3 separate regions of the Mus musculus genome follow, and all the other regions are linked to region 3. Evidence: chromatin loops called from intact Hi-C (ENCODE). Cell type or tissue: heart. All regions are shown on one strand. Each heading gives the region's core, and the rest is flanking DNA. Links, peaks and the distances in the headings are about the cores only.

What was found. A loop is a pair of places that touch in the nucleus more often than their neighbours do. Peaks named below come from ENCODE experiments on the same cell type or tissue, not always from the same donor. Only the 100,000 strongest peaks of a DNase experiment are listed, where the experiment ranks them.
Region 1: a loop joins it to region 3, with 4 times the contacts of the local background. A loop is called at or near these places in 8 of 42 quality-filtered maps.
Region 2: it touches region 3 in a loop (3-fold over the local background); 4 of 42 quality-filtered maps call a loop at or near these places.

What each region holds. Positions count from the first base shown.
Region 1 is chr19:5,419,169-5,429,476 of GRCm38, reverse strand. It overlaps Drap1 (Dr1 associated protein 1 (negative cofactor 2 alpha)), which reads left to right and starts at 4,498. Exons shown (of 7, transcript NM_024176.2): 1 at 4,498-4,804; 2 at 5,044-5,116; 3 at 5,202-5,295; 4 at 5,586-5,705; 5 at 5,824-5,917; 6 at 6,058-6,146; 7 at 6,452-6,673. The coding sequence starts at 4,763. The coding sequence ends at 6,557. It overlaps AI837181 (expressed sequence AI837181), which reads right to left and starts at 4,333. Exons shown (of 2, transcript NM_134149.2): 1 at 4,169-4,333; 2 at 2,160-3,526. The coding sequence starts at 4,308. The coding sequence ends at 2,770. It overlaps 4930481A15Rik (RIKEN cDNA 4930481A15 gene), which reads right to left. Exons shown (of 4, transcript NR_027938.2): 4 at 6,630-7,356. In heart, for the core only: a CTCF peak has its summit at 1,173 (motif pointing right); DNase peaks (open chromatin) are centred at 3,336, 4,476, 5,026, 5,246 and 7 weaker places; H3K4me3 peaks cover 3,694 bases; H3K27ac peaks cover 2,751 bases.
Region 2 is chr19:5,289,605-5,299,912 of GRCm38, reverse strand. It overlaps Sf3b2 (splicing factor 3b, subunit 2), which reads left to right and starts at 4,458. Exons shown (of 21, transcript NM_030109.2): 1 at 4,458-4,651; 2 at 4,826-4,872; 3 at 5,537-5,614; 4 at 6,594-6,833; 5 at 8,491-8,608. The coding sequence starts at 4,519. It overlaps Gal3st3 (galactose-3-O-sulfotransferase 3), which reads right to left and starts at 1,582. Exons shown (of 3, transcript NM_001024717.2): 1 at 1,413-1,582. In heart, for the core only: a CTCF peak has its summit at 4,309 (motif pointing right); a DNase peak (open chromatin) is centred at 4,412; H3K4me3 peaks cover 4,065 bases; H3K27ac peaks cover 3,687 bases.
Region 3 is chr19:5,361,343-5,371,650 of GRCm38, reverse strand. Banf1 (BAF nuclear assembly factor 1) reads left to right here and starts at 4,775. Exons shown (of 3, transcript NM_011793.3): 1 at 4,775-5,083; 2 at 5,695-5,833; 3 at 6,493-7,018. The coding sequence starts at 5,711. The coding sequence ends at 6,639. It overlaps Eif1ad (eukaryotic translation initiation factor 1A domain containing), which reads right to left and starts at 4,838. Exons shown (of 6, transcript NM_027236.2): 1 at 4,441-4,838; 2 at 3,375-3,593; 3 at 3,121-3,229; 4 at 2,926-3,034; 5 at 2,709-2,756; 6 at 140-1,725. The coding sequence starts at 3,461. The coding sequence ends at 1,566. In heart, for the core only: CTCF peaks have their summits at 3,977 (motif pointing left) and 5,186; DNase peaks (open chromatin) are centred at 4,980 and 5,862; H3K4me3 peaks cover 3,025 bases; H3K27ac peaks cover 2,218 bases.

The sequences.
Region 1 (10,308 bases), core at 1,167-9,166, 58 kb before region 3:
GGTCAGTATCTCTTTAAAGAGGTCAGAATTGACTGATGCATGTGGGAAGTTCTTTATAAACTGTTGTGTGGCTCCTGGATAGGGTGGCAGAAGTGCATGCCAACCCCAGGACTTCTGGATAAAACTGTCCATGGATATTCAAGCTGTTCACTGGCTAGGCTGTTCCAGCCCAGGTGCTGAAATCCAGCCCATCTCTTCTTAGAAATCTGCATGCCCTGCCTGGAACTGCAAGGACAGAGGGAGTCCCTTTATCTAAATCCTGCGGAACACACTTGGTGGTTCAGACCTGCAATCCCAGCACTCAAGAAGCTGTGGCAGAAAGATCAGAACTCAAATTGTGCTACATAACAAAGCCCTGTTTCAAAAAGGCAAAATTATGGGAGCAGAGGGCCTGTGGATATAGCTACACTGACAGAATGCATAGCAGACACTAAACCCTGGATTTAATCTTGGCCACTGTATAAACCTGGACAGAACTACATAAATTTGGGTGTGATGGTGCACACATGTAATCCTAACACTCAGGGGGTGTTAGCAGAGGATCATAAAGTCAAGATGAACACAGGACTGGAGAGATGGCTCAGCGGGTAAGAGCACCAACTGCTCTTCTGAAGGTTCTGAGTTCAAATCCCAGCAACCACTTGGTAGCTCACAACCATCTGTAATGAGATCCTATGCCCTCTTCTGGAGTGTCTGAAGACAGCTACAGTGTAATTACATATAATAAATAAATCTTTAAAAAAAAAAAAAAGATGAACACATGTGAGGCAGATGGTCTACATTGCAAGTTCCAGGTCAGCAAGAGCCATATAATGAAAACATGAAAAGACAAGCAGGCAAATCTCTTGAGTTCCAGGCTGGCCTGGTCTACAGTTCCAAGACAGCAGGGCTACAGAGAGAAACCGTCTCAAAAGATAAAACAAGACAAAAAAGCCTGAGCAACTGAGATGGCTCAGATGACAAAGGTGTTTGCCTGACCTGAGCCGGATCCTTGGGAGCCATATGAGGGAAACCCACTTCTCCAAACATGTGAGGCAAGCAGACTCGGTACCCGCCCCCTGAAAAGTCATTTTATATTTTATTGTTTTCAATACTTTGTAAAGATTTTTTTCCATGTATGGGAGTTTTGCCTGTATGCATGTCAGAGCAGCATGTGTGCAGTTCTTACAGAGGCCAGAAGAGGTCATTTTATCCCCTGGAACTGGAGTCACAGGCTGTTACTAATCACCACCATGTGAATTCTGGGAACCAAACTAAAGGTCCTCTGGAAGAATAATTAATGCTCTTAACTGCTGAACCATATCATCAGCCTCCTTGCCCCAACCCCATCTCTCTTTTGAGACAGGATCTCACTGTATAGTCCAGACTAACCTAGAACTCAGAGATCCAACTGTCTCACAAGTACTGAGACCAAAGGCTATGAATGTTTTTGAGACAGGGTCTCACTTTTATGTAGGTAGCTCTGGCTGCCCTGAAACTCACCTTGTTAAACAGGCTAACCTTGAACTTACAAAGATCCAACAGCCACTGCATCCCAAGTGCTGGGATGGAAGGCATGTACCACTATGAACAGAAATTTTTAAAAACCTAAAAGCTGGAGATGGTGGTGCAGGATTTTAAATCCAGAACTTTGGGAGGCAAACACAAATGCATTTCCCAGAGTTACTGGCCAACCTAAGGTACATAGTAAGTTCTAGGCCAGTCAAGGCTACATCGAGAGACTTTTTTTTTTTTTTTTTTTTTTTTTTTTGTCTTTTCGAGACAGGGTTTCTCTGTGTAGCCCTGGCTGTCCTGGAACTCACTTTGTAGACCAGGCTGGCCTCGAACTCAGAAACCCGCCTGCCTCTGCCTCCCAAGTGCTGGGAGAGAGACTCTTTCTTAATAAAATAAAATGTAAAACAAATATACCTTGGGACCAAAAGAATATACCAAAAAAGGCCTTGGGCCTTTCTGGAAAGACTTAAAAAACTGATTTTGATCCATGGTTACAGAGGGGAACAGCTCTGAAGAGGTTCTCAGCGATGGTGCCTGGCCTCCGCACAGCAGCACACTACTTTCACCACTGAGGGAGGAGGAGAAGGCGGCCCACTCAGGCTGGAGCTGTCTCTTCCGGCCCCATCTTTCCTCGAGAGCCAACACAGATAACCATCAGGACAGTGTTTGTAAAAAACACTCAAGACACAGACCCGAGCTGGGTTTTATTGAAATGTCAGGAGCAGGCACATGTCAAGGTAGCCAGGGAAGGGGTGGTGGTGATGCAGGCTATGAGTTTGCAGGGAGGAGCAGACCCCATGTCCATGACCCTGCGTCTCCTCTTGGCCAGAACATGTACAGGTCCCAATAGCATGCTTAGTCCTGGAAGGGCCCGGCCACCTGGACTATGATGGCGCCAAGGGCAGGGGCTGGAAGCACTAAGTTTTCTCCCTTCTGAGGGAGGAAAGAAAAGGAAGAATGCAGGCTAAGTATAGTGGGGACAGAGGTGGCCAGGACAGACTTCCTCGAGTCTCTGCACCCAAGCTGTGGTCCTGGGCAGTGGTGGGGAGCAGCATCAAAGAGGGCCGCCGAGGGCCCCGCCCTCCAAGAGCCAGAGCCCCCAACCTGTGAGGGTGGGAGTTGGCCCTGCACAAAGAGAGCAGAAGTGCAAAGGGACTGAGTGCAGGCAGTTCCCACGCCAATGAGTCCTCAGGGCTAAGGAGCTCAGCCTTCTTGGGACAAGGAAGAGAAGAAGGAAGGATCCAAGCAAAAGGTGGTCTCTCCTGCTCGGCCCCATTAGGTCAGTTCTACATTGTTGGCACGGTCCAGCACTCGAGAGCCACGGGTATTGCCTCCAAGCTGGAAACGGCTCTCATAGAGAGTGGGGCAAAGGTGCCAGCGGTTGGCTCGGTAGATGCCCAGGTAGGTGTAGACATCAGGTTTGTAAGTGAGCAAGCACTTAATGCCTGCAGCACGAATGGCAGAATCTGCTTCCAGCACACCCAAGCGGTCCGTGAAGTCGTCCGTGTAAACACAGATGACCTGGCGCCCACCCTCTTTGGCCCGTGGGCTCACCTTGGCCACCTGGAGACGGCCCTCAACTACAGCCCGGGCAATGCCAGCCCAGGCGTGGTCCAGCTTGAAGCCAGGTGACAGGTGAATCAGCCACTTGCCGGAGAGCACATGGTGGGTGATGGCCAGCTGGCGCAGGGTACCTGGTGTGATGGGTCGCCCACTGGTCTGCAGAGCCTCCCAGGCCGCCTGCAGCCCTTGTACATCCCCTGAGTTGGGGGTGTAACCCTGCCCATAGGCTGCAATCCAGCCCACAGGTTCAGAGTTGGGTGAACCTGGGTCCCCATAGCGAGTAACTTGAGATGGTGGGTACTTGGCCAACCAGGCATCCAGCTCTGTGGCAGGTGTGGTACGGGCATCAAATACCAGCCAGGGGTCCATATCGGCTGCCATGGCCTCTGCAGCCAGGTGCTCAGCAGTGAAGCCATCCTCCCGGCCACCTGGAGAGTCTTCCTCTTCCAGCTCCTCATTTGGTTCCATCCTGTTGTGAGGGAACTGAGTCAGAGGTTTGAGACAGTAAATAAAAAGTGCTGGGTCCTGGAGGGTGCCAGGCACTGCAGTAAACTGTGGCCCTGGGCAAGACATAATGTCTGTGCCTCAGTTGCTTCATCTTCACAATGGGTAACAACTGATCCTGTCTAGATTTGTCTCCAGAATAAGACGCCTGAGGTGGAGTAGCTATAGTTAGTACTACTTTCACTGCTTACAAACAAGGAAATTGAAACTCTTAAGAAAAGGGGCTTGCCCAAGGTCATGCCCGTAAAGAGCGCCAGAGCTTAAGTGTGAACTGGCACGGGGCTCGGCTACACCACCGGACTAGAGTCCTGCAAGGTAGCGCGGCGCTGCAATATAATGGACGTAGGCAAAACGCAGGGTCGCCAACCTCAGAGGATGGCTGTAGAGGGCCAGGCCTCCCCCGGTGAACGATTGGGGGCACCGTGAAACACCGAGGCTCTGAGCCCCAGAGAGGGCAGCGGCCCATCAGGGGGTCAATGGGTACCATCCAGACTCGAACCAGATAGGACCAGGCCTGCGCGAGGACCAGGCTCCAGCCCTACCACATCCGCCGCCATTAGTGCCCACAGCTTAAGGGTTGCCGTCCCTCTCGCCACCCCGCAGTCACCTCCGGCCTTCACTCCGTTCCGCGCCAACCCAACTTCGGGCCCGGCTCCGTTCCTGCCCGGGATCTGCTGCGCCGCCGCCGCCGCCGCCGCCACCCCCGCCGCGCCCCGCCCCTGCCACGGCCGCCGCCGCCGCCGCCATCTTAGGGTCCCGCCACCTCAACAACAACTTTATAGACAAACACAGTCACGGGGCGGGGCCAGAGGCGGAACCAGAAGGCTAGGGGCGGGGGCTCCAGGGGAAGGGGCGGGCAGCGTCCAGGGGCGGAGCCGGCGCGAGAATCCCGGGAGGTGCAGGTCTTCGGGAGGCGGAGCTAACGTTCGTACTTTAGCTTGGGGGGCGGGTGGGCGTGGCGGGCGAGCCCGGGGAAGGACGCGCACCGCCCCAGAGGATCCGAAGCCCAGCGCTCGAGTTTGGGGAGCTGCTTGTCTACGGGCGGCACTAGGACCCTGCGGGAAGTGGTGTAGGCGGAGTAAACGGCACCAGGACCCGGGGAGGGTGGGGGGGGGGACCGCGGCGGGCCGGCGGCGGACAGGCCCGGGGCCGGGAGGCTGCGGGCGGCGGCGCTGGGCCCGGCGCAACGAGAGGCCCCGAGATGCCAAGCAAGAAGAAGAAGTATAACGCGCGGTTTCCGCCGGTGAGCACGTGGCCCGGATGGGCCCCGGCAGGCAGGGCTCCCGGGAGGCTTGGGCCCAGGTCCTGCTGGTGGGGGGGGCGGGTGCCTTTAGGTGTTCACGGCCTGACGCCCCGCCCCTTCCATGCCCTCCTGACTTAGCGCCCCCCGCCCTCTTCTCCTTCTCCCGGGATACCCCCGGTTCCCTCTGTCCCCCGTGTTAGGGACGCAAGAGACGAGCTCTGTCCTCTTCCTTTCGGCAGGCGCGGATCAAAAAGATCATGCAGACGGACGAAGAGATTGGGAAGGTGGCGGCAGCTGTGCCTGTCATCATCTGTATCCTACTAGGGGCCGGTTGGGCTGAGGGGCGTGGGGCGGGACTGCGGCACTCCCCTTTTTGGATTCTCCTTGACGTCTTCAGCCCGGGCCCTTGAGCTCTTCCTGGAGTCCCTGTTGAAGAAGGCTTGCCAGGTGACCCAGTCTCGAAATGCCAAAACCATGACCACGTCCCACCTGTGAGTGGCCGCCGAGCTGGGAGGGGCTTTTGAGGAGGCAGAGTTCCGACAGGGGGAGTGGTGCAAGGCCCAGGGAGGCCAGCTTTGTGGATTTGGACTGATGCAGGAGAGATTAGGTGTTTCAGGTGCAGGGAATACAACCAGATCCGAGCCACCGGCCCTCCCAGGAGGCCTGGTGGAAGTAGGGGTGTTTTTAACGTTCCACTGTACTGACACGAAGAAGTTGTTTGTATCCTTCCCTAAGTGTTTTGGGGGCCCCATTTGAACCCCTTCCTTTCCCACTTCTTTAGGAAGCAGTGCATTGAACTCGAGCAGCAGTTTGACTTCTTGAAAGACTTGGTGGCATCAGTGCCTGACATGCAGGGGGATGGGGAGGACAACCACGTGGATGGGGACAAGGGTCCTCGAAGGTGGGTAGCCAAGACCCGGTATACAGGTGGGGAAGGCCAAGGCCACAAGGTTGGGGGTGGCTGGGGGATGAACCAGGAGGAGAGAGTCCTCGTGCAGATGGACTGTACCTTCCCGAAGGGGCCGGAAACCGGGCAGCAGCGGCAGGAAGAACGGAGGCACGGGAAGCAAAGGCAAAGACAAGAAGCTGTCCGGGACAGACTCTGAGCAGGAGGTGAGTGAGGCTGATGGGTGATGGCCTCAGCCTTGTCTGCTGCCTCTTGTTCCTCCATCTCCATTCCTCTCCCAGGGTCTGGGCTCCCCAGAGATGGGCCCGGGCCCTCTCATTAACCCTGACCCCTTCCGTGCTCTCAGGATGAGTCTGAGGATACAGATACTGATGGGGAAGAAGAGACACCACAGCTTCCACCCCAAGCCAGTCACCCTCCTGCCCACTTTCAGAGGTGAGCACCCCAGGAGCACCAGAAAGGGGCACGCCAAACTCCCCATAGCCAGTTAGGTTTGCTTCCCTGGCCACTTGATGGTGGCGGCTGACTTAGGGAATGGGAGGGGACATTAGACACAAGACATTGTTCTGAGAAGGTCTTGTCTCCACGGTAGTCAGGGAGACAGTCTAAAGAGTGGTCCTCTCTGGCACCTTCCCTCCTGGGGGGACGACCACATCTGCCTCTGCCTCTGGAGGAGGGGGTGGGGCCTGTGGGCTGGGCACAGCATAGTGGCAAGCCTGATTTTCTCCATTTTGTCGCAGCCCTCCAACTCCCTTCATACCCTTCACATCTCCCCTGCCTTTGCCACCAGCACCCCCCGGCCCCTCAGCAGCCGATGCAGAGGATGAAGAGGATTATGACTCCTAGCGCCCTGTGCCCCTGTACCCCAGCCATGCTCTCTTCTAGTTAGTATTAATTGCTTTGGGGAGAGGAGAAAGGTGGGATTGTTCTTAAATTTATTAAAAAAAAAAAAAAAAAAGGATTTTGGTTTCTTTTCATCCTGTGGCTTTGTGGCTGTATTCTTATTGCCCACCCACCTACTTCCCCACATGAGGGGCAGCAGGGATGGTGTGGGGGCAGCCAGTGATTGAGCAAAAACGGGGAGTCTGACAGGAGTCTGGTGAAGGGGCACCGAAGAAAGGGGTGTGGTTTAGAGACTGGAAGCACCAAGGGATGAGCTCTCATCGTGCGGGACCTTGAGCAGCCTTCTTCCCCTCCCTGGCCTGCTGAGGAGGGACAGATGGAGTCAGGACTGAGACTGGGCCTTGAAAACTACAGTGCTCTGCAGCGCCAAGCAGTCTGCCTACTGTGAATATGAGCAGCCTGGGCAGCTTGTGTGCCAAAGGCAAGCGGTACATCTTCAGGGAGCAGCGGTGCTGAGTGGGGCAGGAGGCAGAGGCCATGTGGGGTTCCCGACGTCTGTAAGACCCAGAGTCATCTAAGTCATCTGTTGCCAAGCTCGCTGACTTCTTCCTGATGGAGGCGCTCAGAGACCCTTTGGGGATGTGCTAGGTATGAGGGTGAGACGGGGGTGGCGACAGTCTGGGGAGACCCAGAGCTGTTTGGCCTTAGGCTTGAAGACAGGATACAAGGGCCAGGGAGAATATCAGGAAGCGCCGTTTCTCGTTTTCTGCCGCTCTTTGGCAGGGGTGGGACCCTTTTCCAGCTGAGGGACACAGGAGAAAAAGACAAGATTCAGCTTGAAGATCCCAAGTTGGGCTGTGATGAATTTTGGGTGCTCTTGAGGACACTGAAGAAAGTGCAGATCTTGTTGACAGTTGAGACCTAGAGACAGGTGTATGGACTTGAAGGGCAAGTCAGCAAACACGAGCTGCCAGACCCTGAGCTATCCAGATGGTCCAGATGGGGGAAGGGAGAGGACAGCTGTCAAAGTACCCCCAAAAGAAGTCTCCCCAAAGAGGAGAGCCTCTGAACCCCTGCTTCAGCAGTTAGTTATTGAGAGAGTGGGGAGCTGTGGTTCTGCTGGGGCTAAGACAGGACTAAAAGAATGCACGCCATGTTTGTTTTTTTTTCTTTTAAAAATTTTCTCATGTGTGTGGGTGTTTTGCCTGCATTGTGCACTGCACGTGTGCCTGGTGTGAACAGAGGAGAACACTGAATCCTCTAGAACCAGAGTTCTGTAGAGATGGTTGACAGCCACCTTTGGGTCCTGAGAGTCTGAATCTTGGTCTTTTGGAAGAGTAGGAAGTACTCTTAACTGCTGAGCCATGTCTCTAGCCCCCTGCTTTTTAGGACGGCAAAAAAGTTTGGTGTAGGATTACAGATAGAACACTTACCTAGTGCTTACAAAGTCCTGGGTTAGAGCCCTGGCACTGAAAAAAGAGAGAGAGAGAGAAAGAGAGAGACGCACAGAGAGAGAGAGACAGAGAGACTTATAAATGGCAGAAACTTAGGTTTCCAGAGAAGAATGGGGAAAGGGGCAGAAGGAGATAGCAGAGCAGGTAGATGAAGGTTGGGTCTGTGGCCAGCCTCAGTGTGAGGAGGGAGGGAGCATTGAAGAGCTAGTAGTTTAATGCAGACTGCACTGTGAAGCAGGAGGTAAAGTCCTGGGCTATGGGAGGGAAGAAGGTAGGTTAGGGCAGTGGTGAGAACAGTGGGAAGACTTGAGATACGATTTAAGAATGGCTGGGTGCTGGAGACAGACCTCCTTCAAGGATGCTATCTGCCTGCCTTCTACTCCCAATTTCACTACAGTGCTCCTGTGACTCCCAACATGAGTCACATGTGGGCAGCTGACCCCACTTCTAGGACTGAGGAGCAGACATGATGCAGCTTGGTCAGTTAGTGCCACACTCTGGCTATGCTGACTGCTGTAAGGTTGGGGACCCTCAGCACACTTGAGCTGGGCCACTGGAAACTTGTTACCCACTCTAAAGGTTGAGAAAGAAACCAGTGCCGGGGCTGAAACCTAAGGACATTGGAACCCATCAGGCCCCTGGTGTGCCGGTGTTTCCTGGTCACCTTAGCCAGGAGACTTCCTCTCTCTCCGTGCCACGTTTACCGAAAAGAACTCTGGGTGGCACCGGAACTGAGTAGGGTGTGGTTCCTAGGAGCAGTAGGTTTTAGCAACAGATGGGGACAGACCCAGGGAAGGCAAACACATGGGACACCATAGCAAAGGCCATGCTAAACAGGCTGAGGATTGGAGTTAGAGGAGGAAGAGATGTTTAAGAGCCCATCACTGATGTCCACCCAAGTAGTGGATTCTGGGCCTGGAGAGATGGTTCATCAGTTAAGAGCACTGGATGCTCTTGTAGAGGACCCTGGTTTCGTCTCAGTACCCACACGGTGGCTCAATCATCTGTAGCTTCAGTTCCAGGAGACCTAATGTCCTCTGGCAGTGCATATACATGGTCATACATGCATGCAGGTAACATACATGGCCATACATGCATGCAGGTAAACAGACACATAAAACATACATGCACAAACATACATGCATAAACATACATGCATGCAGGTAAACAGACACATAAAACATACATGGTCATACATGCATGCAGGTAAACACACATAAAACATACATGGTCATGCATGCAGGTAAACAGACACGTAAAACATACATGCATAAACATGTGTATAAGCATACATGCATAAACATACATGGTCATACATACATGCAGGTAAACAGACACATAAAATTAAAATGTTAAAAAATATGTGGGTTCTGGAGCCAAGTGTAGTGGCACCTATAATCCCAATAGAGGCAGGAGGATCTCAAGTTTAAGGTTGACCGGGACAGCATAGTATAGCTGTCTCCCGAGAACAGAAGATCAGTTCTGAACTCAGGGTTCATAGGATGATAGGAAGGCAAGGAAGCCTGAGGTGCTGGGAAAACCCTTGCTGCTTCTAGGCAGAAGGCCTGAGGAAGCTCAGATAAGGTGGTGCCTGCCGGCAGCTGGCGTGCCCCTCTGACCTGGGCCGTCAGCTCACTTAAGGTCTAGAACTGCGGCCTCTCCGGACCCTTGGCTCACATCACCTGCACTCGTTAGCCTTGGACCAGTTCTGTAACTTCTCTGCCTTATTTCTCACCTGTAATGTGGCGCTCCTTATCATCTGTGTTAGCTGTGTGTACACTAGTTATACCTGTATGTGGCAAACTCGATCTAATAAAACCCCAGCACACATCTTTACTCTCAGCACTTGGGGAGGCAGAGACAGGCAGATTTCTCTGAGTTCCAGGCCAGCCTGGTCTACACAGTGAGTTACAGGACACCCAGGGCTACATAGGGAAACCCTGTGTAAAACAAACAAAACAAAAACAAACAACAAAAACCTCAAAACACTCAAATGCTCAGATACAGAGTTTGTCTCTTGCTCACCTAAGGTTCATATTCATATATATGAATATAAGTCATAATGGACTTTATTTGATCTTTAACACTTTTAGGGCTTTGGCCCTCATGGTCCTCATGGCCCCACCATCCTCAGGATTGACTCTGACATCTTTAGAACAGTAAAGTTGAGAGCCCCTGGGGGCCTTTGTTTTGAAACAGTCTTATTATGTAATGCTGATTGTCCTGCAACTAGATTTGTAGACCAGCTGGCCTCCCTCTGTTGGAATTAAACTTTCCTCTTTTGGGACAAGGTCCTTTTT
Region 2 (10,308 bases), core at 718-8,717, 71 kb after region 3:
CCTTCCAGGGACCATTCTGGGACTGTGAGGACCAGTCACCCTACTTTGTGACCATTCCTGGGTTTAGCTTGCCCTTATTTCTTTTTCTTTTTTCTTTTCACTTTCCTTTCCTTTTTTTTTTTTTTTTTTTTTTTTTTTTTTTTTGAGACAAGGTTTCTCTGTATAGCCCTGGCTGTCCTGGAACTCACTCTGAGGACCAAGCTGGCCTTGAACTCAGAAATCCACCTCCCAAGTGCTGGGATTAAAAGCATGCTCCACCATTGCCCGGCTCTTGCCCTGGCTTCTTATTCTGTGTTGTAGCTATGTCACTCTTCAGAGCACAGGGCAGATTTTTTTCTTCATGACAGATTCAGGTATTTGAAAGCAAGAATTCTGTGTCCTATATGTGGGCATCCAACCAGAGAAACCATCCCAGGTCCAGATAGAGAGTAACATTTGGCTACTAGAGTAGGTAGGCCTGCATTCCCTGGGTCAGGCCATGCCTGTTGTATAGAAGGACTTAGCAGTGGGGGCCTGGAGGAGTTCCCTGGGCTGAGTTTCCCTCTGGTCTTGAGGCTGAAGCAAATGGGTGGCCACGCTGCTGGTGTGCCCACGCTGCTGGTGTGCGTGCCGCCTACAGAGGCTTCACATATTCTTTTCTTTGGAAAGAGGTCTCCTCACCATACCCAGCAGGTCAGGGTGCCAGCCTTATCAGAATAGCAGTGCTAATTTTAGTCAGAATAATCTACCTCAGGCTGCTGCCCAGTTTTGTAAATTGCTTTCTTTTCTCCAGGGAACCAAAGAAGAAATGGAATTGCCAGCCAGAGATTTGAAAGCTAACCCAGATGTCCACCCTAATCCCAAAAGATATCTTTCTCACTCTCCCCTCAGAGCTACGGGACTGATACTGATGCTCTTGGAGGAGTGGATCCCGGGCCTGACCACTGAGACTTGTCCTCTCAGTGATGTGGAGACTTAAGCTGTCTTGGGGCATGGCATATCTCAGGTCACGCAAGTCCCCAAACAGAAAAGGGCAGAGAGGGTGGGAAGCACAATAGAGCCTAGGAGATCGAATATCTTTCCATCCCTTCTGCTCCCTGCACAAGGTTTCCCGAGTCTCCTCTCTCTGTCATCCCACCCCCTACACGCTTTCATCCCTGCCTCTTAATTCTCTTCATTCTCCTTTCTCCATTACTACCCACTCCCACCCCCACCGCGCCCCACATTCCCACAATTTCATCCAGAGATCTGGTCACTATAAGCAATTGGCCAGATTCAACCCCTTGCCAGCTTCCTGAGGGTCCGGAGCCACCCCCTCAAGCTCTCTTGGCACAAGGCCCCGAAGATACTCTTCTGCAACTGCCCAGGCCCCCATCCTCTTTGCAGTGCACCCTTGTTCCCTCCAGCCCCGGGCTGGCTACTGCAGTACTCACGCAGGCAGGCTCTGTCTCCGACTTGGGTCAGGGCTACCCTCCGCTCCCCCTGTGCCCCTTGTCCTGAAATCTGCCGGGTCTTAGGGCAACGGGGGCTCTGAACGCAGAATGCCGATAGCTTGCTTTGCTGCGCCTGGATGGGATCAGGTGGCAGCGTCTGAGTCTGTCCGCTCAGCTCAGCTCAGCTCAGCTATACCCGCCGCCCGTCCCCCATCTCACACCGGGGGCGGGGCGGGGGCGGGGGCCTGGCGGCTCAGAGGAGGGGGAAAAGAAAAAGCAGCAAGAGGAGGGGGACTGCGTAGCTTGCCTGCTGCTGGTGAGCGTTCTCCTGTTGGTATTGGCATCTTTAGATACAGGTATCTTTCCCTTGCAATCTTGTAGAAAGAGCTCAACACCATTGTCCATCAGAAGCGAAAACCGAGGCATGGCTGGGTCCTGTCGGTCACTGGCGCTTCTTGTGGTTGGCTTAGAGGTTCAGGTGCACAAGGAGTCTCCTATATTCCCTCTCTCTCTTCCCCCGTACTTCCCACCTCTACTCGCCTGTCTGGCCCCTTCCCTTCCAGTTTGCCCTCCAGCTCTCCTGAGGCAGAACCTAGAAGTTTACCCAGGCCTGGTCAGGACTCCAGCGTTCTCAGTTCTGACCAGAGCTGCTGTTGATCTGGGGTCTCTGCCAAGGCACCTTGCACTCGGAGTCAGAAACTCCAGTTCATTTCTGGTTTCTGCTTTTATTCCATCTTGGAGTCAAGAGGCAACAGGAGTCAAGAGTCCTGCCACTTCTCAGCACTGAAATGGGCACCTGTTTCCTTGTAGCAGCTCTAATTGAAAGAGCTCCTGGTGGGTGTCTAATAGTGGCACCCCCTACAGCCACATTAGATGCCATGAGACCACAGTTGATTCTAGGGATGGCATGGATGTTGTCTCCTTTATTCTGGGCAAGGAAAGGATCTTCAGGTAGGTTAACCACCCAACTCTGGTACTTTAACAGGGCTGCACTGGTCCCTTCTGGTCTCACACAGCCAATAAGTGGGCATTATGTAAGGATCCTGACTTCAGAGGCAGGGGCACACGGGCATGTCAGCTTCTGTTTTCTTTCAGTCTTTCTCTTTGCAGAGTTTGGTATCCTATCTGCATCCCAGGGCAATCATGAAAAAAAAAAATCATCCTGTTTGGTATGTCCTTTTCTGGCCCTAGTTATATTACCGACCCATCTGCTCTTTTATCTTGCCTTAGAGACCCTGCCCTTCTCCTCCTCCTCTTCCTCCCCCTGGACTCCTCTGGAGTCCTGCCTGAGCATACTGGGGCCTCCAGCCTCAGGTGACCTGTCCGGGGCTCTCTGATTACAGGGAGCAGAGACTTCCTTTGGGTTAAAAATGGTTGTCTGAGTAAGCTGGCAAGCACAAGGAAAAGCCACCGCCGCTCATTCTTTAGTTCTGTCCTTTCCGGCTTTGGTTCCGTCTGCAATCCCAGTGTAGGGTAGTGATGAGAACCCAATGGGGAAGAGTCACCATTTGGGTATAGGTGAAGGGAACAAGAACCGCTTTTACCAGCTGTACTCTATCTGTCTGTCTCAGACCCCACCTTTCCTGCATCCTGCTCACCCCTCCTTTCCAATTACTCCTCCCTTGAGGACAGCTGGTGAAACGGAGGTGGCTAGGAAAAGATCTGAAGCGCGTGGGTGGGAAATGAGACCATTTGTGTTCCTCTCCTTTATTCATCACACACAAACCAAACAGGCTGTCATTGAGAGCGGCAGAACTAGGAGAGGGAAGGAGATAAAATAAATTGGTGGATGTTGGGCAGGCAAGGGTCATGGTGTCTTGCCCCAAGAAAGGTCCTGAGGTTTTTTTGTTTTTCCTACAAGAATATAAAGTCCCCAGGTTAGATACCCCCACCTCCCAACTCATTTATTAGCTGCCTCCTGGATGCTAAATACTTCAAGATAGAAGAAGATCAAGTTCCAGATCCTGTTTGGGGGAATGGAGGTGGGAATAAAGGACAGGAAAGACTTAAAAATGAAACAAAGACAATGGATTAGCTGGCAGCAGTAAGCCCAGTTTTCAAGAAGCAGAGGCAGGAGGATTGCCAAGAGCTAGAGGTTGGCTTGGGCTCGATTTTGTCCCAAGACAGTCTGAACTACATGACTCTTGATCTTCCACTCCATGAAATCGGGTGTGATAGTATATATCTGTAGCCTGCAAAGGATCAGAAGTTCTAGGGTAGCCTGGGCCACATATGGACACATTTGTCTTAAACAACAAAAACCTTGGGGCTTGAGAATTGGTGTTAAGAGCACTGTTGCTTTTGCAGAGGACCTGGGTTCGATTCACAAAAGTGTAACTCCAGTTCCAGATCTGACACTTCTGGCTTCTACAGATACCAGGCATGCAAGCGGTACATATACATATAATAAAACACCTGAAAGGTGGAAAATGTATTAATGAACATTCCTCGAAAGGGGGAAGGAAGCATTTGACAGAGAATACATTTATTTAAGACTTTTTCGAAGGTGCAAAAGGGGATTTTATTTTAGCAGTGCCCTTCCCCCAGGTCAGCAGCTGGAACTCAGCTTGGCGGTCCGTTCCTCCACCGGCTCCGATCCCCTTTCAGCCCATTCAAGCACGCCTGGGCGGGAGTGAGCAGACAAACACTGTTTTATCAGAGCCATCGGCACCAACCTCCCATTCGGGCGCCGGAAAGGAATCTCTATGAGCTCCTAGGAGAAATAAGCACCCAGGTCTCTCATCATTGAAGGGTGTCGGGACAGAAGACTTAGTATGTGTTTGGCCAGGAGAGAAGAAGAATGCATCTGCTCTGGGTAGAGTAAGCTCTTGCAGCCAGGCAGCGGATGTATTACTACTGCTGCATACCGGATGTCATAGCGAGCGTTCGTCCTCTAGATGGCGCATCCGCAAACTACAACTCCCAGAAGGCTCTGCAACCTCCGTTGGCGGCGATTCCTATTCCCCGGTAAGGGAAAGGGCGTGTGTTTGGACCAAGTTCTCTCCAATCACCGCGGGACGTGGATTACGCAACCGGAAGTTTCTGGAAGTAGGCCCGGCGGCTGACCCGAGCTTCCGTGTTGGTCTCGCGCCTTCTTGTGGCTAAGATGGCGGCGGAGCATCCCGAACCTCCCAAAGGAGAGTTGCAGTTGCCACCGCCTCCACCTCCAGGCCACTATGGAGCCTGGGCTGCGCAGGAGCTTCAGGCCAGATTGGCAGAGATAGGAGCGCCGATCCAGGGTGAGGCGCAGAGGCGGTCGAGAGGGGCCCTGCGTGGGCTTGTGGCGAAGTGGAGCTTGGTTACCCAGGAGACCCACGGGGCGGGGGGCGGAGACAGGCCTGTGGGACCTGACCTCGCCAAATTGGCCTGCTCGAGGTGATGCTGACCCCCTGATTCTGTGCTTCGTCCTATAGGGAGTCGCGAGGAGTTAGTAGAGCGGCTGCAGACCTACACCCGTCAGGTGAGTGTTGTCAGTGCAGGCTAGGTCTCACTTTTCCTGGAGGCCTTTAAGACTACTCACGGATGGATCTTCGTTTCTCTTCTCTTCTCTTCTCTTCTCTTCTCTTCTCTTCTCTTCTTTCTTTTTTCTTTTTCTTTTCTTTTTTTTTTTTTTTTTGGTTTTTTTTTTTTTTTTTGAGACAGGGTTTCTCTGTATAGCCCTGGCTGTCCTGGACTCACTCTGTAGACCAGGCTGGCCTGGAACTCAGAAATTCGCCTGCCTCTCCCAAATGCTGGGATTAAAGGCGTGCGCCACCACTCCGCGGCTGGATCTTCGTTTCATATACTTTTTTTGTTTGTTCTTTCGCGATAGGGTTTCTCAGTGTAGCCCTGGCTGGCCTCAAACTTAAGAGATCCTAATGCGTTTGCCTTCCGAGTGCTCCAGCACACCGGGCTAGGTCTTTTTTGTGTACTTCAACGCAGCAAGCCGGCTCTTGACCATTTTGTCAGTTCTTGGTTTTGCTTTATTGTAATTACTTCTACTCCTGTTGCTTTTCTCAGGTTCCAGCCCCAGTCTCTGTCAAGTGGGCACTGGGTACATTTTGTTAAGTAAATAAATGGAAGAGGAGGTTATGTAATGGAATACGTCCTTGTAGTCTGACCTAGAGCTCTCTTTTTTCTTGTAGACGGGCATTGTCCTGAATCGACCAGTTTTGAGAGGAGAAGATGGGGACAAAGCGGCTCCTCCTCCTATGTCAGCACAGGTAAGAGATTGCTTCGAGGATCTTTTCTGCTCAGGATAGCCATGTGTTGAGCTAGCAGATGGGACCGTAAGTTAAGGGTGAGGTCTAAGGAGACAAAATTGTGACCTCTTCACTTCTGATTTAGTGCTGCTACTGTTTTAATCCCCAATGTCTACTCCTCCAAATTTGACTTATCACTCAAGATTCCACTAGAATATCTGGAAATGTTCCTTGATCCTTTCTCAGCTGGAAGTGGTCATGCTTTCTCCTGCCAGGTATAGCTCCCAAAGTTATTGAAACGGTAAAGGATAATGCCCTGACTTGAATAATATACTCCCTGCATCTAGTACAACGTAGATATCCTATGCCTTGGAATGTTGGTTATTACTTTTTTTTTAACTTATTTTTATGTATATAAGTGTTTTGTCTGAATTTGTATTTTGTCCAAGTTTCTACCTGTGCGTCACGTGCATGCAGTGTTTTAGGAGGCCATTGAAGGGCGTTGGGTCATTCTGGGGCTGGAGTTACAGAACTGTGAGCTTCCATCGGGGTGCTGGGAATTGAGCCCTGATATTATAGAAGAGCAGCTCTTAACTGCTTGGCCATCTATCCAGCCCTAGTTCCTATTTCTTTAAGTCCTTTCTGATTCTAGTATTTGTTTCTCTTCCTCTAAAGTTGTGGCTTTGACCTGGAGTTTATTGGTGTGTTTGTGTATGTGTGTTTTGTGAAGTTCCTGTATGGATTTTAGAGGTGTCCTTGTACCTCCTTAAATTGAATGCAAAATGTAATATGAATGTTCCTCATATTTTTTCAGAGAAGCTAATAGCTTTGATCAGTGTGCTAAAGTTAGCATCTTTTGATTCTTTTATGGTGTATTTTCTTGAATCCTACGTCATTAGACTTCAAATTCTAGTATCTGGCTCTTTTGCTAGGTCTCTAGCAAATGCTTATAAATTGAATAAATGCTTTCTAATTCATAGCTGTATTTTTTTCCCCATAGCTGTCTGGGATTCCTATGCCACCACCACCTATGGGACTTCCCCCTCTACAGCCTCCTCCACCACCTCCACCACCTCCACCAGGCCTTGGCCTTGGCTTTCCTATGGCTCACCCACCAAATCTGGGGCCCCCACCACCTCTTCGAGTGGGTGAGCCTGTGGCGCTGTCAGAAGAAGAACGGCTGAAGCTGGCACAGCAGCAGGCAGCTTTGCTGATGCAGCAAGAGGAGCGTGCCAAGCAGGTAGGACAGGTGGAAACCTGTACCTGGGACACATTAGGTCCCTGACGGGGAAATGGAGCCTGAGAAAGCTAGACCCTGAGGCCAAGCCTTTTAGGAAGGTCTTGGTTGAAGACTAGAACGTAGGTATAGTTAGACTCCCAGGAAGCCAGTATTTTGGCAGATTGGCCTGGGCCCTATTGCTGCTAGTGTGAGATTCACTGAAGCAACATGAACTCTTGGGGTACTGGAAGACGGTGATGTTTTTCTCTCTGACTTGACATCTTGCTCTATCCAGAGGATGCCATTTAACATTATTTAATGTCCAAACCAAGATGCTTCATTCAAATTTGCCTTGGAGGCTACCTGATAACCAAATAGGTTCTAGTGCTTCCATCTTTTCTGTAGTCCAGGAGTTAGCACACTATGTGTGCCCTGCTTGTGGATGGCCTATAAACTAAAAATGATTTTTTTTTCAAACTTTGGAGGGTTGTCATTAAAAAAGAAAGAAAACCAAACATTTTAAACCAAGTATATTGTAGAATTCCTATGATAGTAACACATGTAATTTTACTCTTTATCCATTATAGAAAATACTTTGCTGCTAGTTTTTTTTTTTTGTTTGTTTTGTTTTGTTTTGTTTTGTTTTAAAGATGTGTTCATTTATTTTATGTGAAGAAGAGGGCATCAGATCCCATTAAGGATAGCCATGAGCCACCATGTGGTTGCTGGGAATTGAACTCAGGACCTCTGGAAGAGCAGTCAGTGCTCTTACCTGCTGAGCCATCTCTCCAGCCCTTTGCGGCTAGTTTTATGTGTGTTATTTAGGTGGCTTGTGGAGAATGCTGGCATACCATTTGAGTTGAATTTAAACTATGATGGTACAGATTGAGGAATGCTGTAGGGGTGTCCTTCCCCGCATCAGCTTTACCCAGTGGGTGACTCAAGAATATTAGAAAGTAAGCATTAGCCGCTGGCTGGTGGTGGCGCACGCCTTTCATCCCAGCACTTGGGAGGCAGAGGCAGGCAGATCTCTGTAATTTCAAGGCCAGCCTGTTCTACAGAGCAAGTTCTAGGACAGCCAGGACTACACAGAGAAACCCTGTCTGACACAACCAAAAGAAAGGAAAGGGGAAAGGGGAAAAAAAGGGAAAAAAGGGGAAAAAAGGGAAAAAGGGAAAAAAAGGGAGAAAAGGGGAAAAGGGAAAGGGAAAGGAAAGGGAAAGGGAAAGGGGAAAGGAAAGGAAAGGAAAGGAAAGGAAAGGAAAGGGAACATCAAACACAACATGGAAACATAGAGGAAGTGCTGGAAACATAGAGGAAGTGCTGGAAACATAGAGGAAGTGCTGGAAACAGAGGAAGTGCTGGAAACATAGAGGAAGTGCTGGAAACATAGAGGAAGCTCTAAGAAAATGTCTCATGGTTCTTTCTAATGGTTTCATTTTTGTGTATTAAAACTCATTGAAAAGTAGAAATCTCTTCCAGAAACCAGAAACTTCCTAGGCTTTTTCATATTTGTTTTTAGGAACTTTCCATCATGATAAGTTTCTAGTTAACATGCAAACAGGTGTGGGGAAGATGACCACCTCAGTGTCCCTGTTATTCTCCTTCGAAGGAACCCATTTGTCAGGGCTATGCGCCAAATTCTTTTCCAAGCTGAGTCCGCACTTCTTTCTTGTAGGCAGCTGTGTTAATGGAGCAGGAACGGCAGCAGGAGATCGCCAAGATGGGCACTGCAGTCCCTCGGCCGCCTCAGGATATGGGGCAGCTGGGTGTCCGTACTCCTCTGGGGCCTCGCGGTAAGACCCTGGAGTGGAAGGGCAGAGCAAAGAAGTTGTTCTTAAAACGTTTCCTTTATCTCTGTGTGGTGGCACGTGCCTGTAATTCTGCTGCCAAAGCAGCGGCAGAAGGGAAAAGGTGGTCCTAGAATTTATAGTAAATTCAAAGATGTCTGGGCCACTTAAACCTTTTCTTAATTGTTGTTTGCTTTTGTTTTTTCTGTTTTTTCTTTTTTTAAAGATTGATTTATGTGAGTATACTTTAGCTGTCTTCAGACACAGCAGAAGAGGGCATCAGATCTCATTACAGATGGTTGTAAGCCATTATGTGGTTGCTGGAATTTGAACTCAGGACCTCTGGAAGAACAGTCAGTGCTCTTAACCGCTGAGCCATCTCTCGAGCCCTGTTTTTGTTTTTCAAGACAGGGTTTCTCTGTAGCCCTGGCTGTTCTGGAACTTACTCTGTGGCCAGGCTGCCCTTGAACTCAGTAATCTACCTGCCTCTGCCTGCTGAGTTCTCGAATTAAAGGCACACACCACCATCTCCTGGCTTGAAAACCTATCTTAGAAAGACTAAAAGCAAGCTGGGCAAGGTGATGAACACCTTTAGTCCCAGAACTTGGGAGGCAGAAGGATCTCTGTGAGTTCAAGACCAGCCTGGCCTACAAAGCAAGTTCCAGGACAGCCAGGGCTATTACATAGAGAAACCTTGTCTTGAAAAAATGTTTTGAAAAGACCCAGAGCCTAGAGAGATGGCTCAGTAGTTAGGAACACTTAACTGCTCTCCAAGAAGACACACGTTTGGTTCCCAGTACCCATATTAGATGGCTCACAGTGTAACTGCAGCCAGAGAAAATCCAGCACTATGTTCTGGCTTCGAAGGCCTCTCATGTATACCCACAGACATAGACACATATTATAATTTTAAAAAAAGAAAACAATCAGAGCTGGAAAGGTGGTTTAGTGCCCTGGCTGCTCTTCCAGAGGACATGACTGACATGTGTAGCAGAATCCCTACACATAACATAATAAACTTGGCTGGGCAGTGGTGGCATATGTCTTTAATCCCAGCACTTGGGAAGCAGAGGCAAGGAGATCTCTTTAGTTGGAGGCCAGCCTGGTCTACAGAGCCAGTTCCAGGACAGCCAGGGCTACATAGAGAAACTCTGCGTGGAAAACAAAAACAAAAAACAAACTAAAAATAGTAAGTTATTAAAAGTCTTAAAACAAAAATTTCTTCTACTGGGTTTGAACTTAAAGCTCTGAACACACTGAGCCTGAGCTGGGGCATTTGGCTATATTCTCAGCACTTCAGAAACTTGTAAATACAATGAGCCCTCAGTAGATTGTGGATCTATAGCTAAGCACATTTCATATAACTAAGTGGAAAGTAAAACAAGTATGTTGTATTTGGGCTGGAGAGATTTGTAAGTAGCTCTTGCAGAGTACCCAAGTTCAGCATCCACATCGGGTGGCTTGCAGCTGCATGCAACTCCAGGAGATCTTACGTCCTCTTTGGGCTTGTAGGCACTGCACTCCTGCATATTCTCCCACATACACATACATATAATTAAAAAATACCTATTTACAACATTAACAGACTTTCTTGTCATCCCCTAAGCCTCAGCAGAATTATTCACATAGCTTTGCATTGTAGTGGGCATTCCAGATGGCTTTAAATACAAAAGTACTTATAGAGTCTGTGTAAATCCTGTTTTTTA
Region 3 (10,308 bases), core at 1,288-9,287:
AAAAGAACACCAGTCTACCATGCCAAGTGCTCAAGGCTCAGTACTAAACAAAAACAAAAAAGAACAGAAAAACCCTGTCTCGAAAAACAAAAACAAAAAAAAAAAACTCTTCATAAAAAAAATTCAGAGAAGTTAAAGATAGGTTCATCTTTAACCCATCTAGTTTATTTTTCCATGTATATACATCTGTATTTTATACATGTGTATACCCAAGTATACATTTACTATCACAAAAAGCAAACATGACGGACATAAATGAAAGCCAGAGAGGGTATGATCATAAGATTTGTTCAAAAATAAGAGATTCTATATAGCATATGAAGCTAATACATGCCTCCACACTCAACCAACTACCCACAACAGAAAAACAAAATCCCTCAGAAAGGCTCCAAAGTAGAAGTTCCATTAGTACAAGTGCACACGGAAAACACACACACACACACACACACACACACACACACACACACATTAGGAGTGGGCAACAGGGTTGAAGAGTTCCACTGTGGGATGGAGCAAATGACCAGCAGGGGCAATACTGAGCTGAGAGGTCAATTTCAATGGTATTCAGCAGGGGCTGGGTTAATGCTAGCAGTGTATAGCCAGAAGCAAAAGCCTTCCAACAAGCGAGGACAGACACAGTTCACAGAAGCTCGAAGTTTAGTGAGTACCTGGGCTACTGAAGGATCTGTGAACTAAGGCAATGAGAGTGAGTAAATGAATGGAGGCAGTCATGAGCAGAGGTCTGAGTTGCCACGATCAGCCTTTTGATGCTGAGGTACAAGGGGTAAGGGCGTTGCAATAGCCTCTAATAAAAGGTTAGGAGCCCCACAGGTTCATGCCTGTGGGCAGGACAGCCATTGAGTTGGTCAGCCTAGGCTATACAGTGATTCCCAAGCAAACCTACGTTACAGACCATCTCAAGATTACAGGAAATTTATACCCTGAGGAAATTGGAAAAATTAAAAAAACATGAGACGGTAAGGAGGTTATCCTGACCACAGACACATTCTGGAAATGACAGGTGCCTAAGGTGAAGAGAGACAGGGTGCATGGGTGTTGTTTGTATGGCAGCAGGTAGTATGCACTGTTGCAATAAGGGACAACAAGGCACCAAGAGGTTTGTCCTCAGCTGTGCTTAAGAGGCAAGTGAGTACTAGGTCCTAGGCAACAAGCTTAACTATTGGAATCACGACTAAACGAAAGCAGGTATGAAGAAGACCCAGTAAGGCACAGTGTAGAGCGAGGCATAAAGTGTACAGAGAGGTACTGTGAACCAGACACATGCAGCAGAGTTAGGCCAAACCATTTCCTTTCCATTCTCCTCATACGTGACCAAGGCTTCCACCACCGAAGAGACTTCACCATGAGCTTCCCTCCACAGAGAGCCACTCAGACACCAGTGTAAGTCATCACCCACCAGGGGTTTAATTCTTTTAGGTCAGTTCAGAAAGGGGCCATCTTTGTCCTCATCCAAAGGAAAAGATCTGCAGGGCACCCTGGGGATGTCCAAGCCCAGAAAAGCCAAGGGGTAGTCCCTGAGCAAATAGAGAAGTGGGTCCTGGGGCTCAGGCTGCCTCCTCCTCCTCCTCCTCGTCTTCTTCACTCTCCTCCTCACTCTCATGATACTGTCTGTGATTGGTGTTGACAAAGAGGTCAGAATCATCTTCAGAACTTGACCCTTCTCCTGACAGCTGTGGCTCAGCAGGGAGTTCTGGTTGACTCTCTCTGTGGGAACAGGAGGAAAGAATAGGTGACATCTTCCGGGGAAACCAGATCTATTCATTTAGAGCCCCAAAACCAGGACCATCAACTATACAATCAGAATCTGACAGGTTTCTGAAAATCCAAGAGCCCCAAACCCTTATGTAGTGGCACATGCCTAGTATTTAGATGGCTAAAGCAGAAGATGGTTGAGTCTGAGGACAGTCTAGGCCACATGAGATCCTGACTCAAGAACAAACAGAAGCCAAAAAAAAAAAAATTCTGGGAGAGGCTTTTTCTAGAGAAACAGCAAATAGGGAAATCCAGTCAAAGAAACAGACTCAGGATTGCCTCCAGGCAGCCCTTCATCGGGTTCAGTGAGGAAGCAACCCTACTAGCACACTGACACCTAGCATGCTCACATTTCCTAACAGCTGATGTACCGACAGCTTCCTAATGCTGTGACCCTTTAACAGCTCTTCACGTGGTGACCCCAACCATAAAATTATTCCATTGCTCCTTTATAACTGTAATTTTGCTACTTTTATGAATAATAATTTAAGTATCTGACACGTGACCTTCAAAGGGGTCTCGACCCACAGGTGAGGACTGCTGCACCAAGCAATCTTACTCTCTGTATAACTCTGTCTTAGATGAACTCTTGTTTGTTTTTGAGAAAAGGTTTCCTGTACCCTAGGTTGGCTTTGAACCTATTATGAGTAGACCATGCTGGTCTCAAACTCCTGATCTAGAACTGCGGGCATGTCCAATCACATCCAATTAAGAACCTTCTTACGATACTAAAAAATGCATCTAAAGTCACTTGCTTATTAAGTAGCCAAGCCAGCATTTTAACATGTGACCTTCCTGCCACACTCATAACCACCCATTCTATTATATGTGCCGCAGTTCTCTAAACAAGAAAAGCAGGCTCCCTTTTCTCCTTGAGGCACCAAGGTGTGAACTTGCATTTCTTGTCTTCCCTGGGCTGGGGGCTTGCTCCTTACCTGTTCATATTGTTCTGTTTCTCAGCTACCTCAGAGAAGGCCTCAGGCCTGTGACAAGAGAAGAGCCAGGTTAGAGAGCAGAGAGAACCCTCTCAGTGAAACAGCTGTTTCCAAATGTTCCTCCTGGGACGGCGTAACTTTCTCCTTCCCCTCCCCCTCCCTAGCTAGGATAATCTCTCCCCAGAAGCCAGAGGGTGGCTGAGGAAGACCATCCTACCAGTGACCCTCCTTCTGTAGAGAGCGGACATGGTTCTTGCAGAGCACAAAAGAGATCTCAGCCTTCACTTTTTCTCCTTCTTCAATAGGGTCAACAATGAGGAAATCCCCTGTAGATGATAAAGGATAAAGCCACTCCTGTTATGGAGAAGGAAGTCAAGGCCATGGTTCCGTACTGTGAAGGGATGCTTCTAACCTCTCTTGATCCAGATGTTCTTGCGGTATTTGGAGGGCATGCTCACCAGGAAGCGCTGCCCCTGTGCTGTTTCCACCTCATGCAGATTGTTCCCAGGAGTCCTGAGGACCTGGTCCAGGAAAAAGCGAGAACTAGCCACTTCATCAGTTAAATCAAGCATGCTCCGACCTGCACTGAGCCTTCCCTTTCCACACCCAGCGGTGCAATGGGAGCATTGGGAGGAGGACGGGAAGCCCGAGACAGGCGGCACTCACTTTCACTATTTGCTGGTGGTCAGAAGGCACCATGTGCTCCCCCAGCACCTCCTGCACCACATGCTTCCTCTTGCTGGCCTGAGACATGCTGGTTTCTGTCCAGGGTTGTTAGGGTGCACAGACTGTCAGTTCTTCTTCCAGAATTATTTGGATGCCAGCCTTAGAAGCCAGGACTGCTTTCAAGAGAAGCAGCCTTATACGAAAAAGTGCCACCTCGCCCTGTTAAAAACATGCACTTTAGGGGACAGCAGGACTTGCTGCTCTGGCAGAGAACCAGGTATGGTTTCCAGCCACAGGGGATTCAACGCCCTCTTTTGAGACACACATGCAGGTAAAAACACTAATACACATAAAACATGAATGAAATCATTGAAAGACAAATCACAGACTTAGCCAGGTGCTGGTGTATATCTTTATTCTTAGCACTTGGGAGGGAGAGGTAGGCAGAAATTTGTTGAGTCCTGGGCCAACCTAGTCTACATAGGGAGACCGTAAACCAAAAACAAACAAGCAGGACCTTCAAGGGCCAGGGAGATGTCCTATGAGCCAGCACCCACATCAGATGGTTCACAACCACCTTTAACTCCAATTCAAGGGCATCCACCGCCCTCTTCTGGCTTCCGAGGGCACTCACAACACCACCCATGGGGGACATCTTTAAAAAAAAAACAAACCAAACCAGGAAACACAGGTTTTATAGTGTCAGCTGAGACGTCAGGGTGGCTCAAGCCTTCGATCTCAACACTAATCCCAACCCACGGAGCACGGGGCCGGCCCTCTCAATAACAAAGAAAAACTAAGTAAATCGGCGAGATCACGGAAACTACCCAGCACAGGGCAAGCCCTGAGTCCTACGTCTCAGTCCTGTTAGGACGGCGACGCCTCCCCCTCCCAGGCCGATCGGTCATCCCGCCAAGCTCTCTGAGCGAAATCTAAGGTGAGCTGCGTTCCGCCACAGGCTTCAACACCCAAGGCAGGAGAGCCACACAACGACGGCCTCCCGACACATCCCAGGCACGGAGCGACCGACGCGGCGCCCAGCACGAGAGCTGCCCACGGAACTCACCCGCTCGGCGCCACACCAGCACGCTCCGCTTTCCAGGTTGACGGCGACAGTAGCTCGTCCACGACGCGCCTCGACAGCGAGGGACCAAAGAGCAAACAACTGTGACCTGCAGGTGGCCCCGACGGTAACGCCGGTCTGGACGCTCGGCCCCAATCCTCCGTTGTTCCTCCCTCCCGTCTGCCGGTCTGAGGTGACAGACCTGAGGAAACCGCGCCGGGAATTGCGATTCCGGGGCGCTCAGAGGTCCTCCGGATTTCCCGCCCCCTCTTCGTCCGTCCCTTTAACTCTTCCCTCCATCAAGTGAGGCAAGCCTAAGTTCCGAGTGCGGGGCAGGAAAACGCATTCTCCTCGGAGGTCTCGATCCCACAGACCGGAAGGGCCGCTGGAGAAACAAAAGCCATCGAAAGCCGGATGGCTTCTTGAGAGGAACCGGAAAACAGCGACCCCCGTGGGCGCCGCGGCTGGCGATTGCGCGTCAACTCTATGGCTCCGGGTAGCTAGACCTGCCCAGTTTGGGGATTAGTTTTGAAGGTCGCGCATAAAACGACCCGGAAGCGGAAGTCGAGGAACCGTCTCGTAGCTTGAGGTCTGGGCGGGAGCGGCCGAGTGGCGCGAGGAGCCGTTACCAGAGCCGGAGCCTCCGGTGAGCGTGAGAAGCGGAGTGGTGCTCCGGCTGGCGTGCGGTGGCGGCGCGCAGAGGCGGGAGGGAGGGGAATCCATCGCGGAGGCGCGCCTTTGCAGCGGGGCAGCCCGAGTCTGCGGGAGGGGCGATGCGCGGTGTGTCCGGGTGGCGGCGCGTGGAGGGGGCGGGGCGCTCGGAGCGGGGCGGGGCCTCAGGGCGGGGCCTGCGGGACCTGAGAGGCGTGGAAGAGGCCGGCAGCCCGAGTGAGGGCGGCGAGGCTGGCGAGAGCCGCGTGCTGTTCCTACCACGTGTTAGTTCCCAACGGGGTCAGTGTCTGTGTAGCCAGGGTCGCGGGCTGTGAGGGCTTCAGGGCGGACCTTGACTACTGAGTCTGGGAGTCGCTCTGTTGCCTTAGGTGCGCCACCAGCTAGTGCAAGCTGATATATCCAATATACCCAAAACCAGGACCCACGGAAAGTGGAAATTTCCGAATAGCCGGGGATGGGTTGGGGGGACTCAAGGGAGCAGCCACAGTAGCTGTGGTAGGATATTGCCCTTGGGACTTGTGGTCTTCAGCCCTAACCTACTTTTCTTTTTTTTTTTTTTTTTTTTTTGGCGGGGGGGATTCCCAGGTTAAGCCTGATCACGATGACAACCTCCCAAAAGCACCGAGACTTCGTGGCAGAGCCCATGGGGGAAAAGCCAGTGGGGAGCCTGGCCGGGATTGGTGACGTCCTGAGCAAGAGGCTGGAGGAAAGGGGCTTTGACAAGGTGTGGGGGGGCTGCAAATGCCAGGGAGGGGTAGGAGCGAAGGTTGGCAACAGGTGGTACCACGCAGATTGGGAGTGAGGCCCACACATGTTTGGGGGGTACCTGGGGAGGCATGGTGCCTCCTTCATTTTTGTGTTTTGTTGAGACAGGGCTTCTCAGTGCTAGGATTAAAGGTGTGGCTCACTGTCCCCTGCCCTTTTGTGTGTTTTAAATATCACGAAAATGAAACTAGGCATAGTGGATTGTGCTTATGACCCTAACACTTGGGAAGTTGAGCTAAGAGGATTCCCGTGGGATTTAATGCCAGCCCTGACAACAAAGGAACAAACCCTGTCTTTCTTTTTTTTTTTTTTTCGAGACAGGGTTTCTCTGTGTAGCCCTGGCTGTCCTGGAACTCACTCTGTAGACCAGGCTGGCCTCGAACTCAGAAATCCGCCTGTCTCTGCCTCCCAAGTGCTGGGATTAAAGTCGTGCGCCACCACTGCCTGGCAACAAACCCTGTCTTAATCAAAATAAAAATGGCCTTGCCCTCTGAAGTATTTACCACCTAACCCTCCCTAGCTTCAGAGATCTGGCCTCTTCGGAGTGGTATCAGCGTGGACAGTCCTGTTGCTTTAGCCCATGAGACACTTAGCCACATGCCCTTTTCTATTCTGCAGGCTTATGTGGTCCTTGGCCAGTTTCTGGTGCTAAAGAAAGATGAAGACCTCTTCCGAGAATGGCTGAAGGATACATGTGGTGCCAATGCCAAGCAGTCCCGGGACTGCTTTGGGTGCCTTCGAGAATGGTGTGATGCCTTCTTGTAGTGTTCTCTGGGGATCCCTCATACCCCAGCCACAGCACAGTTTCCAGAGTCTGCAGCAGGGCAGGGCTCCTCCCTGTCCTCCATAAAGGAAAAGATGGCTGTTGTCACCCTCACCTCCTATGTACTCCAGGGTCTATGGGGAGTTCTCTCCCCTCAGCGTTTCAATCTTTCTGGGATCGTTTCCCTTGCATGCCTTTCCCTTCCACCTCCCCCTGCAGTTCCGTGGCAGCAGTTACCAACTTTCCTGAATGGATTCCTGGCCCCCTTCTCCCTCACTATCTGTTGGATGCCCTTTGGCTCCTTTCCTTTTTTTGGCAAAAACAGTCACTGTCCTTATAAAAGATTTTTAAATTAATAAAATCAGTGGCCTTCATACTTGGTGTTCTGTGTCAGAGAGCAGATAGGCTGGGGAGTTGTGTATTCCCAGGGCTGAACACGTCTACTTCATTCGTTATCAGTGCAGACCGAAACTGGTGCCTTCTATTTCCCCTCCCAAGAGGGAGCCACCCTAGCCATGTGGGCTCTGGGCAGGTGCCCTGGGTGTCCCAATTCCTAAACATTGTGGGAGAGAGTGTGGGTTGGCTTTTTTCTCCTGGGAGCCAGGTAGGCTGAAGGCTTCCAGATGTCAGCAGTCAGTCTAGGCAGCACCTGGTGGAAAGTCAGTGGGAGTCAAAGGTACCAGGAAGCGGGTGGATGGGATGTGGGTAAGAGGTCACCTGCCAGTCATCATAGCATGTGCTCTTAGCGTCTGGCAAGAATGAATGGGTGGGACTTTTGCTGTTTGCCAAGCTACCATAGAAAAGGAAGGAAATGGTTAAACTTGAAAGCCAAATCCTACTTCTATTGTTTTCAAGCTCATATTGTGAGCCAACCCTGAAACTAGTATCTTTGTAAGCACTTATTACATTTTTTATTTTGGAATGGTAAGAGATTTGGAGCTTAGAAAGCTAATTTGCCCTTGAACTTTCAAGAAACTAGCCACTGGAGCTCAAAGTGTGTGGGAGCCTGTGTTCCTGTGTCATGTAACCCATGCTATGCTTTTTGAGCTTCATACGGTGAGGGTTGTGGGGAGCAGGTACAGTGCTGTGTAACAATGGTTCCTGCTTGATAGTCATTCCTTCAACAGAAAGTATCATTGAACAATGGCTTGATTATACAAATGAAATGCTTTTCTGCATGTTTACTCTCCAGGAAGGTAAGGATGGCAGTACGGGACTGGGTGTGAGATGAGACAATTCTCATGGTCATTTGATAAAGGGAAGGTTAATTAATAGGGTGGTCTCTCTCTGTTCTGCCTCGTGGGGGCGCATGCCTTTAATGCCAGCACTTGGGAGGCAGAGGCAGGAGGATCTCTGTGAGTTTGAGACCAGCCTGGTCTACAGAGTTCCAGGGCAGTTAAGGCTACATAGAGAACCCTACCTCAAAAAAAGAAAAGAAAGGAAAGGAAAAAAGAAAAGATGGTGTCTAAAAAAACTAGAAACTTAATTTAAAACCTGAGTAATGAGATGAACACAGCGTGGGTAAAGATATTCTTATCAATAAAATCCCCACCCAGAATTCATATCAGAGCTGCAGTCTAGGAAGTGTCTGGGACTTGGCCCAATTGGAACATTGCTTGAGGTGGTCCCTGGACTCACTAATTCGGGAGATATGAGCATGCAGACCTGAAGTTCAAGGTCATCCTTAGCTACGAAGCAAGTTCCAGGCCAGTCTAGGGTGCATGAGAGTACATCTCCTGAAGCAAACGGTCTGCAGGGATGGCTCAGGAACTAAACGCTTGCTGTGAAGGCAAGAGGACCCAAGTTCAAATCCGTAGCACCCACCTAAAACCAGGCATGGTTGCTTGTGCCTTTAGTTCCATCACTCCATTGTGTCAGGGCAGAGAGAATCCAAGAAGTTCTCTCCGGCTAGCCTAGCTGAAACAGCTTCAGGCTCAGTGAGAGCCTCTCAGTAAGAGGAGTGGAAAACGTTAAAGGACGATGCCTCACATCCTCCTCTGGTCTCCACATGATTAGGCAAGGAACCACTCCTCACCACACACATACATATGCACACGGGGACACAGGCTGGGGATGTAGCTGTGTGGTAGGATGCCTAGCACTCATGAGCCCATGGGTTCAGTCCCTAGTAGTGAAAAAAGCAAAGGGGACAACAGAATAGGGAACGTGGTAGAGGAGCTGAAAGGCAGCCCCAAGGGAGGCCGGGCAGTGGTGGCGCACGCCTTTAATCCCAGCACTTGGGAGGCAGAGGCAGGCGGATCTCTGAGTACGAGACCAGCCTGGTCTACAGAGTGAGTTCCAGGGCAGCCAGGGCTACACAGAGGAAACCCTGTCTTGAAAAACCAAAAAAAAAAAAAAAAAAAAAACCCACAAAAAACAAAGACAAAACAAACAAACACACACACAGAAAGCGTATGGAAAGGGTTCACATTGATTAGAAATCAGAAAAACAAATGCCCCTAATGCCTACCAGAATGGCAAAAACCTCAAGTCAGACAATATCAAGTGTTGAGCAAAAGGAGCAACAGGAACTGATCCCAGTTGGTGGGAGTAAATTGCTATGAGCACTCTGGGAAAACAGCTGAGTATTATTTTGCAAAACTGACACACCCCATGAGCCATCAATTCCATTCTTTGGACTGTGCCTGTAAGAGACTGAATACCTACTGAATACCTACACCAGGACTTTAAGAACCGCTCACAGCTGCCTAGTCTGTGAGACGCTGCTGGACAGACTGGTGGTTCCAAGTGTGAGCCACAGCAGGCAAAGTGAACCAGACCAGTAGTTCAGAGCAATCTCAGCCTGGGTCCATGGACACAAAATCATGTGATCCCAGTACAGGCAGAGGCAGGTAAATCTCTGAGTTCAAGGCTAATGTGGTCTACAGAATGAGTACAGCCAGAGCTACACAGAGAAACCCTGTCTCAAAACAAACTGCCTTTTTTTACTCTTAGTATTTTTATGCTTGTGCCTTGCTGTGTGGGCCTGGCTAGCCTGGGATCCACTGTGAGCCTCAAGTTCACGGCAATTCTGCCTTAAGGTCCTGGATGCCAGGATCGCAGTCCCACACAGTGATCTGCTTCCATCCATGTTCAGAAGTAAATCCTTGCTGAGGGATCCCTAGATAGATAGTAAAGTTAGAAAGGACACCAAAGAACTGCTTTCTGCAAAGAATTAGTGACAGGTTTGGGGGCACAGCATTGCTCTATGCTTGCTTGTATGCAGTGGACACCAAAGCAGACACCAAAGGGTTAAAAAAGGAACGTCAATAGTCAAGGTGAGTCACCACAGATCTTTGGAGAAGGAAGGTTAATGATGATGGAGGGGCTTGTAAGTGCAGGTGACAGTTTCTGGTCCTAGAGGTGGGGAAATTGGTGACACTAAGTATTGAATTGAGCAGGGTTTCTGAAGTAGCTAACTCACAGAACGGTTACCCAGCATGCGTTAAGTCCTGCGTGCCAGGTCTCTCCTCTCAGAGAACAAGAACAAAAGTGTTCTGTCCCCTGTTCTGTGTGTGTACTGGTGACATTGCAGAACTATAAGATAAAAGCAAAACCAAAAATAACGTCCCCAGGAGTGCTATGTGTGGCAGTGTGTGACCATGATGCCGGCATGAGCTGGAGAGGCAGCCTGGGCTCTGGAGTAAGACAGTCCCCCAGAAAATCAAAAC